2 separate regions of the Homo sapiens genome follow, and region 1 is linked to region 2. A link is a loop called in an ENCODE intact Hi-C map of the cell type or tissue named here. Cell type or tissue: psoas muscle. All regions are shown on one strand. Links, peaks and the distances in the headings refer to the core of each region. The heading gives the core; the rest is flanking DNA.

The links. Peaks named below come from ENCODE experiments on the same cell type or tissue, not always from the same donor. Only the 100,000 strongest peaks of a DNase experiment are listed, where the experiment ranks them.
Region 1: a loop joins it to region 2, with 4 times the contacts of the local background. A loop is called at or near these places in 2 of 110 quality-filtered maps.

The regions. Positions count from the first base shown.
Region 1 is chr17:30,459,232-30,464,619 of GRCh38, forward strand. CPD (carboxypeptidase D) reads left to right here. Exons shown (of 21, transcript NM_001304.5): 18 at 1,949-2,080; 19 at 2,646-2,831; 20 at 3,139-3,238; 21 at 5,357-5,388. Among named protein-coding and RNA genes, the nearest start is that of GOSR1, 15 kb to the right of the region's middle. In psoas muscle, for the core only: no CTCF peak of the experiment used is centred there; no DNase peak of the experiment used is centred there.
Region 2 is chr17:30,320,759-30,326,146 of GRCh38, forward strand. TMIGD1 (transmembrane and immunoglobulin domain containing 1) reads right to left here. Exons shown (of 7, transcript NM_206832.3): 4 at 4,058-4,336. Among named protein-coding and RNA genes, the nearest start is that of TMIGD1, 11 kb to the right of the region's middle. In psoas muscle, for the core only: no CTCF peak of the experiment used is centred there; a DNase peak (open chromatin) is centred at 3,263; H3K27me3 peaks cover 1,066 bases.

The DNA.
Region 1 (5,388 bases), core at 311-5,310, 140 kb after region 2:
TTATTTTTTTATTATACTTTAAGTTTTAGGGTACATGTGCACAACGTGCAGGTTAGTTACATATGTATACATGTGCCATGTTGGTGTGCTGCACTCATCAACTCATCATTTAACATTAGGTATATCTCCTAATGCTATCCCTCCCCCGACCCCACAACAGGCCCTGGTGTGTGATGTTCCCCTTCCTGTGTCCATGTGTTCTCATTGTTCAGTCCCCACCTATGAGTGAGAACATGCGGTGTTTGGTTTTTTGTCCTTGCGATAGTTTGCTGAGAATGATGGTTTCCAGCTTCATCAGTATCACTGTTTTGATTAATGTAGGTTTGTTGTAGTAAGTTGTAAAATTGGAACGTGTGAGTCTTTCAGCTTTATTGTTCTTAAAGATTGTTTTGGCTATTCAGGGCCCCTTGTCATTCCATTTGAATTTGAGCATTGGCTTTTCTTTTTCTGAGAAAAGGGGTGTTGGAATTTTGTTAGATGTTGTGTTAAAACCGTATATCACTTTGTGTAGTATTGACATCTCTACAATATTGTCCTCCTATCCATTATTTAGGTCTTCTTTAATTTCTGACAGCATTTTAATTCATTGTCCATCCACTTCAAATTAGGCAGGAGTTGTTAGCAGATGGGTGGTTGGCTGATCATTTTATTCACATGTGCAACCAGAAAATTGACTTTATTCCCATTTCTGCCTGTCTTCCCTCCTTTATTTACTAAGAACTTACTACTGGGAGGCATTTTGCTATATTAGTGATAAATAAAATATACTGCCTGGCCTATTGTACGAATTAACTGTGTTACATAATTAATTGATTTGATCTGGAAGAGAGCAACTCTCAGCAGGCCGTGAGAAATTAAAGACACAAAAAATTATATCTAGTCAGAGATACAGCCTTTTCTCTTTAGAGGAGATGGCATTTGGGCTGCAGAGATAGTGAAGCAGAACATTCCAGAAAGAGGAAGCAGTACATAGCAGAAGTCTAATTTAGTTAGAATATGGGGTGTAATGCAGAGCCACAGAAGTTTAAGAATGGAAAGAGTGCTTGTTGCTTTGAATGCTTTGTTTTAATAAGAATGGGAAACTGAGGTTTTGAGCAGGGGTAACAATATTGACATGATCTGAGCTATGCTATGGGAAAACTAATCTCTAAATAATCAGTTAAGATAGTTTGGAGGAAGGAGAGACTGGTACAGGGAGACCGGTTTGGAATTATCTAGACAAAAAGTAATGAGGGCCTAGGTTATGCTAGTGGCAACGAGAGTAGAGTCAAAGGATGACATTTTAGATATTCTATAGAGGTAGAATTGACAAGATTCAGCAAATTATGGATGATAGTGAGATAGAGAAGTCAAAGACAAGAGGTTTCATTGCTATGTAAGAAAATGAGTTAATACCATTAACTGAGTTAGGAAAAAGAAGAGATTTTGGGAAAAGGTGGTAAGTTGGGTTTTTGAACCTGTCTGCACAGGCAGTTCCTGTACCTTGATAATATCAATGCCGTATTGCAGGGAGTGGATATTGTCACCAGCAGGGGTCCAGGTTGAGGGTATGAGAGAGCTGATGATCATTATCTCCATAGCTTCAAGTACAACTGTGACATTTCTGGGTTTTGAGGGAAGCTGACCCTCTTCTGCATGTACTCATTCATTCATTTCTTCAGCAAACCCGAATAAACCCCATCTACCTGGCACTACCAGGCACTGTGGGAAGCACTGAAGATAGGAAAATGAATTCGACATAGCCCCTGTCCTCAAGGGCTCTCATAGAGTTTGTGATTGATTATAATACAGAGAGGTTTATTTATATTTGTCATAAAATGCTTTACAGCTTCTTTGTTTACGTCAGCTACGTTTTCTTTTCATTTACTCCATTTGTTGTATTACAAAGCCTTATTCTTTCTTTTACTTATTAATTTTCCCACATTTGATTTTGAACTTTATATTCTAGGATTATAGTGTCACCTATGGCCATTGTCCGGAAATCACAGTATACACAAGCTGCTGTTACTTTCCTAGTGCTGCACGACTCCCTTCCTTGTGGGCAGACAATAAGAGATCTCTTCTTAGTATGTTAGTGGAGGTGAGTCTTTTCCTTTTAACTAGAGGCAAACTCCCAGGAATATGTTCAGTGAAAACCTTTATCAAAACATTGTCTTTTACCAAAAATGTATATTATTTATTTTAAATTTATATAGAAAGAAGAGTTTTGGTCATTTTATGTTTCCTAAATAGATGCCATTTATTCACATCTCTGGAATCTGCTATAATTTAGGTAATTTGACCTTGCAAGATGCTGCAAGTTCTTTAATTTGAATATCACAGAGTTACTGGAGTCAGTATACCATGGTGGGAAGGAAATCACTCAAGGCATTGGAAGATTGGGTTCTAATGCTTCAGGCTATGACAATATCAGAGTTCTCTTTTATTTCCAGCTCTGTGAGCCTGAATATTGAATGAATAGCAAACAAGGTCAGAGTCAGTGGGGAGGGAAGAGAAGAAGCAGGCCATACAGAGTTTGATACTTGTTTGTGTGTGGTTTTTGTTTTGTTTGTTTGTTTGGTTGGTTTTGGTCATGCCTCAAGCTAGTGCCTCTACCATGTCTGGCATTATGACAACATAAATTTATATTTTAAACATTTTTTCAGGTTCACAAGGGAGTTCATGGATTTGTTAAAGATAAGACTGGAAAGCCAATCTCTAAAGCAGTCATTGTACTTAATGAAGGAATAAAGGTACAAACAAAAGAGGGAGGTTATTTCCATGTACTCTTAGCGCCAGGTGTCCATAACATTATTGCCATCGCTGATGGGTACCAGCAACAACATTCACAGGTAAGAAACTCAAATTGAGTAGCATCATGTAAATTTTTATTCTTAATAATACTTCTGTTTTATTTTGAAACTCTTGTTAGAAATCTTGAAGGGAATAAAGAAATTAAAAGTGTGACTGCCTCTTGATTATGATATCTTGTTATCCTTGTACCCCTTGCTAACAAAAGGGAAAATTTTCTAGCATTTTGTATACTTTAGATGGCAATGCATCATCTCCTTAGTTTGCTATATGGGGCCTAATAATATAGCAGGGATACAGTACACCTTAAGCAGAATTTGTCATGATTCTTACACTTTCTCCTTCTAGGTCTTTGTGCATCATGATGCAGCTAGTTCTGTGGTGATAGTCTTTGACACAGATAACCGGATATTTGGTTTGCCAAGGGAGCTTGTGGTAACTGTATCAGGTAAAGACATTTTGATTTTTAGTAGTAAAAGTTAAAAACAATCTTGACATTTCAATATGAGAGTGGGTCACCTCTCTCATATTGATCCTGAAACTAATCACTTGTCTTCTAATGTCTCCTTATCTAAATGTGATTTTCCTGGACCTCTGTTCTCGCATATGTTCTCCTGGCTTGCCTTTCTCTGCCGAGACCAGCTCCATCAAGGAGACCCTAACCCAGCGGTGCTAGAGAAATTAAAGACACACACAGAAATATAGAGGTGTCAAGTGGGAAATCAGGGGTCTCATAGCCTTCAGCGCTGAGAACCTCCAACAGAGATTTACCCAGGTGTTTATTAACAGCAAGCCAGTCATTAGCATTGTTTCTATAGATATTATATTAGCTGAAAGTATCCTTTATGGGAAACGAAGGGATGGGCCAAAATAAAGGGATGGGTTGGGCTAGTTATCTGCAGCAGGAGCATGTCCTTAAGGCACAGATCACTCATGCTATTGTTTGTGGTTTAAGAACGCCTTTAAGCAGTTTTCCGCCCTGGGCGGGCCAGGTGTTCCTTGCCTTCATTCCGGTAAACCCACAACCTTCTAGTGTGGATGTCATGGCCATCATGAACATGTCACAGTGCTGCAGAGATTTTGTTTATGGCCAGTTTTGGGGCCAGTTTATGGCCATATTTTGGGGGGCCTGTTCCCAACACTTCTCTTTCTTCAGGTCTATACTCAAACGTCACCTCCACGGAGAGGCTTTCCCTGATCACCCTAGCTACCCCTGTCACTATCTCTATCCTGCTTTTTTTCATTATAGCACTTTCATAACATTATATATTTGTTCATGTATTTGTCTATATTCAATCTCTCCCACTAAAACATAAGTTCTGAGAGAGGGAGGAATCTACCTGTATCCTCCAAGCCTAGAACGATGGTTAGCACGCAGTGGGTCTTAATGAAGAGTTGTTGAATGAATGAATGATTTGCTTTATATTAAAGTCATAAGTTCCTAGGACTTTGACTTATATTAGTTCCGCTTTTTCAAGATCCAGGAAAGAGGAAATGTTTGTTTACGCTGGAACTAATTCATGTCATTGCTTGGATTACTGAAAGGTTAGGAAGGAAAAAAATGTGGTAAAATGAATACTCTGCTATACTTTATCTATTTGATACAAACAGCCTTAGTTTATTTCTAAGTGCAGCTTGGATGAGGCAGAATAACCAAGTTTTATCACAGGGTTCCTGTGGGAGAGACCCTTAGTTGAGAGAAAGTAGTATATTGGAAACATGGCCCAATCATAGATCCTGTGTGGTGTGTTTAAAGGGTTCTTAGCTTGTCTCAGATAAAGTGTAAATAACTTAGTGGTTAAAAACACAGGAGGTAGAATTCAGCCATGGTTTAAATCTGGCTCTGTCACCCATTAGCTATTGTGAACTTAGTTTTTATTACTTTTAGTTTCTAACACTTTTATTTTGATAACCTTGTACAAATTTAAAATAAACAAGGAGATTTGGATGAAATGAAAGTTTACTGGAAAGGAAAAGTATAATAGAAGTCATAAAAAGCAGGTTGCAGAACAGTAGACACAGTATAATTTCATTATGGTAAAAGAAAAAAAATACATGTACGTGCATATGCATAAAGAAAGATCTGGAGCCAGGCATGGTGGCTCACGCCTGTAATACCAGCACTTTGGGAGGCCGAGGCAGGTGGATCACTTGAAGTCAGGAGTTCTAGACTAGCCTGGGCAACATGGCAAAACCCTATCTCTAGCAAAAATAAAAAAAAATTAGCCAGGTGTGGTGGCATGCACCTGTGGTACTACTTGGGAGGCTGAGGTGGGAGGATTACACACACACACAAAAGATCTTATAACTAAAAATGATCTCTGGGTAATGGAAATGTAAATATAGGAGGTTTTTTGGTTTTGGCTTTTGTTAGTTTGCTTATCTGTATTTTTAAACTTTGTATATTGTACATATACTGCTTCTATAATAATAAAGGTTGTTCTTAAGTGCATGAAATAGAAATAAAATAAATGAGGGGTATATTATTAAAAGTTCCATTGTAAGCGGCTGCTTATTAATATCCTTAAAGTATAATATCACCCACATGATGGTTTTTGTTTGTCAGGTGCTACTATGTCGGCATTGATCCTAACAGCT
Region 2 (5,388 bases), core at 170-5,169:
GGGCAGGAGGATTGCTTAAGCCCAGGAGTTCAGGGCTATAGCACCCTATGATTGCACCTATCAATAGCCACTGCTCTCTACCCTAGGCAACATAGTGAGACCCTTTTTTTCTTTTTTAAGACAGAATCTCGCTCTGCCGCCCAGGCTGGAGTGCAGTGGCTTGATCTCGGCTCACTGCAACCTCTGTCTCCTGGGTTCAAGCGATTCTCCTGTCTCAGCCTCCCAAGTAGCTGGTACTACAGGTGTACACCACCATGCCCAGATAATTTTTGTATTTTAGGTAGAGACAGTGTTTCGCCATGTTGGCCAGTCTGGCCTCGAACTCCTGACATTAAGTGATCTGCCTGCCTTGGCCTCCTAAAGTGCTGGGATTATAGGTGTGAGCCACCATGCCTGGCCAACCCCTTTTTTTTTTTTTTTAGAGATGGAGCCTGGGTATGTTGCCCAGGCTGGTCTTGAACTCCTGACCACAAGCAATTCTCCTACCTGGGCCTCCCAAAGTGTTGCAATTACAGGCATCAGCCACTGCACCTGGCAGGACCCCGTTTCTTAAAAAAGTAACAAAGTAAAAGTGCTTCAGTTCAACAAAGGTTTTAAAGTGACCTTGTCTAAGCCCCTGGATTCTGATGCCATCCAACGACGGGAAGGAGCTTCAGTCATGGCTTAAGTAACATTTTAGGCATTTAAAGGAAATTGAGCATGTGCTATTTATCGCACAATTGAGTTTATGGATTGAGGTGCAGTCAACAAATATTTACTGAGTGACTAATGTGTGTTATGCACTGTGTTCAGCACTGCAAAAAATAGGACAGGTGTAGAAGGCTCCTCTGCCTTCGTGGAGCTCATCTTCTAGTGAGGGAGACAGACATTAAACAAACAGACACTACAGATTAAGTATTAGAAAGGAAACAGGGTCATGAGTTAGCAAGTGAAGGGCAAAAACCAGGGAAGAGGGGAAGAAGTGACTTTAGGTAAATTTAATTTCAAAGCCCAATCCCTATATACCTTAAGATTATGAAATAGGGTTTATCTCCCCTGTCCCCATAACTGTATAACACACTAACCAGTTATTATTATAATTATTTTTGGAGACAGGGTCTCACTCTGTCACTCAGACTGGAGTGCAGTGGCATGATCATGGCTCACTGCAGCGTCGACCTCTAGGGCTTAAGAGATCCTCCTACTTCAGCCTCCTGAGTAGTCAAGACTACCAGTGCGTGCCACCACACCCAGTTAATTTTTTGATTTGATGTAGAGACAGGGTTCCAATATGTTGCCCAGGCTGTTTTGGAACTCCTGGGCTCAAGCAACCCTCCCGCTCGGTCTCCCAAAGTCCTGGGATTACAAGCATGAACCATCCCACCCAGCCTGTAACTACCTTTTTATCATTTCCTGCTCTGGATAATTTTGGGAAATAAATGGATTAAATTTTTGCCCTCTCTTAGCTGTTTCTAAAAATTATTCTCATGAAGGTATGGGTCATATCACCCCTATGGAGAAACTTTGCTCAGGGAGCCTTTTTCTAGTAAGCCCTGGTTCTGTACTAGCCAGCTCTGGGACACACCAAAGGCCCGTCAACCTTACTGGGGAGCCCCTCTATTTGCAAGATATCAAAACAAAGGGGAAGTAAAGGTGGGACAATAAGAAAAAGAAATCAGAATTCAGTCACAGGTTGGAATATTTTTACCAAGCCAGATAAAATGAAGCCACATGTGACAGCTCTTACTCTATTTTTTTATTTTTATTTATTTATTTTTTGAGACAGAGTTTCACTCTTGTTGCCCAGGCTGGAGCGCAGTGGTGCGATCTCGGCTCACTGCAACCTCTGCCTTCTGGTTTCAAGCAATTCTCCTGCCTCAGCCTCCCAGGTAGCTGGGATTACAGGTGGCTACCATCATGCCCGGCTAATTTTTTTTGTATTTTTAGTAGAGACGGGTTTCACCATATTGGTCAGGCTGGTCTCAAACCGCTGACCTCCTGATCCACCCGCCTCGGCCTCCCAAAATGCTGGGATTACAGGCGTGAGCCGCTGCACCTGGCTGACAGCTCTTATTCTATACACAAACCGAAGTAAACTACCTTACCCATTGGCTTGCTTTGGATTCCAAATTTCTGTTGAAAGTGACTTTGGTCGGGGCATGGTGGTTCATGCCTGTAACCCCAGCACTTTGGGAAGCTGAGGTGGCAGATTGCTTGAGCCCAGGAATTCAAGACCAGCCTGATCCACATGGCAAGACCTCCTCTCTACAAAAACAATTTTTTTGATTAGCTGGTTCTGATGGCACGCACCTGTCCCAGCTATTCAGGAGGCTGAAGTGGAAAGATCGCTTGAGCCTGGGGGGATGAGGCTGCAGTGAACTATGATTACGCTACTGCACTCCAGCCTGGGTGGCAGAGCGAGACCCTGTCTCCAAAAAAATAAAAGAAAAAGAAAGAAAAAAGAGACTTTGGCAAGGGTAATTACATAACTGCCCCTCTCCCCTTGTCCTGTTTTATGGTCTCATTTGTAACCAGACCTGATATTTCCCTCCTATATTCATCATGGTTAAATAATCCCAACACATGGGCTAAATCTTGTGCTCAAGAAAAGATCTGTGATGTCGTTTGTAGCTTTGCATGGCCTCATTTAGGTACTTCCTCACTGAGCCGTGAAGCCAGGTGAGGGCTCATGAAAATCTTGGCATTTAGCCCAAGCCCCAGCAGCAGAGCATTTATGCCACCAGCCGTGGGAAGTAGCTAAGCAAGAAGAAATAAGAAAAACAAGTTGGTTTGGAAGAGCCCCACCCAAAACAAGTTTCTGCCCACCTGAAAGCCAATTTGCTAAGCTAGCATCCTGATTGCCACATAAGCTGTACTTTTTTTTAATGTGACACAGAGCAATTATGATTTCTTCTTAACCAGGAGGGATATAATTCCCTGGCCTGCAAGTGTGGTGTTCATAGTCAGGATGGCAGGGCATGAGGCCCACCCTTCCATGCTTTTGTGGTCTTGGGGGAGGTAAATAACCACAAAGCTTTTTCACTGCTTCTATCTCATGGGTATTCAGGATATTTGTGGGTTTGGTTTTTAAAACAAGTAGCCCCTGAGCAATTGTTAGTGCTCCGCAGGACGAATTACTGATCATTCCAGGAATCACAGTGATGGGCATTCAACCACCAGTAAGTCTTCTTCCCCACTAGCCACTCTTTTCATATCCCATAACTCTTCCCCTCAAGGGGAAGCAAATAAGATGTCCTATGGTTACATCACCACAACACTTCTGGCAGGGGTTCAGCTGGCTTCCTGGTGACTGACAAGACTGGCAATAAGTGAGTACAGGGAGGCAAATGACAAAGTGAGTAATGTTCTAACAAGATATGGGAGTCTCAGCTTGTTGGGCTGCTCCTGGTGTGCTAGCATGAGAGCAGACCATGTGTGAATGAGCATTTTTGGCATCTGCTACCCCAGGTATTTTGCCTTTCTCTTTTTGTATGAGCAAGAAATATGAGGAGGGAAAACCCCACAGAGCATCATTTGTTCTGTCATTGTAGAGGTGATAACCCTGGGTAGATGAAGCATGAATCCAAGAGAAAGGGCTTTTTTGTCCCCTTATTTTTTCCTACTCTCTCTGCTGATTACCCTACAGGTTAGAATTTGAGTTAGGAGTGATTGTAGGGATCCATTTTCTTATCTAGTCCTAATTTCTCTTCTCTGTGTGTTTTTTACTTCTGTTAGTTATGAAGCTGTGAACTCAAAAGTCCAGTTGCTACACACATTGTTGCCCAGGAGAATTCATGGAAATACTCTTCCCTAAAAGCCAAGCAGGATTGTTTCCTATATTTGGTTCTAAGAAAGGATTCTTGCTCAAAAAACAGTGTCCTGTATGGAATGGGCATGATTTCCCTGAAAGGATGGACTAGGATTCTTAGTGGAAAAATCCTTGGATGGGGATGATTCTCCAAAGAAAATCCTGGCCCTAATCATAACCGTTATTATCATTTATTGTCACCAGAAATATTCACTGAGCATCTGGTGTGAGTTTTGCACTGTGCTGGGTATTACTTAAAAAGAGCATTACCTTTAACAATCAGGTGAAAGTCCAAGCTCTCCGTTTTCAGAGATGACTTTGCAATACAACTGTAGGTTCCGTTGTCAGGCTTCTCGACTTTGGTGATTGACAGCTGAAAAGACTCACTTGTCTGTTGGATTTGGTGACGGCTTTTCTCTAAATCGAGGAGACTACTGTTTTTGTACCACATCATTTGAGCCTGGGGGTTGGCTTTCACATTGCAAACCAACTTCACATTACTGCCTTCCTCAACTGTTTGGAAGTCGTTTCCACTTAGGAGAGGAGGAACTGCAAGACTCAAGCATTTAGATTTAATTAGCAGATAAGCAATAGTTCACTGTCAGAGTTCAAAGTCTTCCTTCAATCTATCTCATGTGGTCATTTATTCATTTGACAAAAATTTATTAAATACGTACGGTGTGACAAGCACTGGGGTAACAAGGGCAAATAACACTTCCAGTTCCAAATCTCATAGAACTTTTAATGTGATGAAGAAGACAAACCATGAAACAATATATGATTATGAGCATGATATATATAGTAATGATCTATGACAAGCAGACAATTTGTAACACTACCCAAGAGTATAAGCCTTGAGTCTTTCTTCTCTGAGAATTAATAAACCAACCTGTGCTAGTGTTGCACAAAACAGTACAAAATTAAGAAGACATACATTGCAATTAGATCTAATTCCATCTACACCGTTTACTGTGACTTTGAGACAGTTAACTAACTGCTAAGGCCTCTGTTTCTCATGTAAAAAAAAAATGGGATAATCATACATCTCCTGAGATGCTGTAAAGATTAAATAAAATAATCCCTGTAAAGAATTTGCCACAGTGCTAGCCGCTATTATTATTACGGTGGTGGTGGTTTTGAGGGTTACTCTCACCGTCTGTTTTTGCATTTTATCGAACCATTGCCTTGGTAACATATTCACCAATGCATCTTTGCGTTTTCTCAGTGGTGCTCTAGAAATAATGTCCTCCTCCCAGAAGGTGTTCTAAGCATGAGAACTCTGGCATCTGTGGAAGGCAAGTGAGTCCCTCTCATCCCTGTGTGTGAGCAACTCCTTTTTTCCTCTACAATAAGGGCAGTTGTAGACCCATAGACAGTCAACACATCTATCACTGTGCATATTCTGGCAGAAGTGCAGAATAGTAATGAAATGGTTGGAGAGTGGGAACTAGGAAAAAGATAGAGACGGAGAAGGAGGAAAAAGGAGCTTGTATAATCTGCACACTGAATAATTAGACCCTGAGTAGGCTGTGTTATTAATAACTCTCTCAGAAGAATGACATTTTGTTGCTCTTTGGAATGAGCTCGAATTCTGTATCATA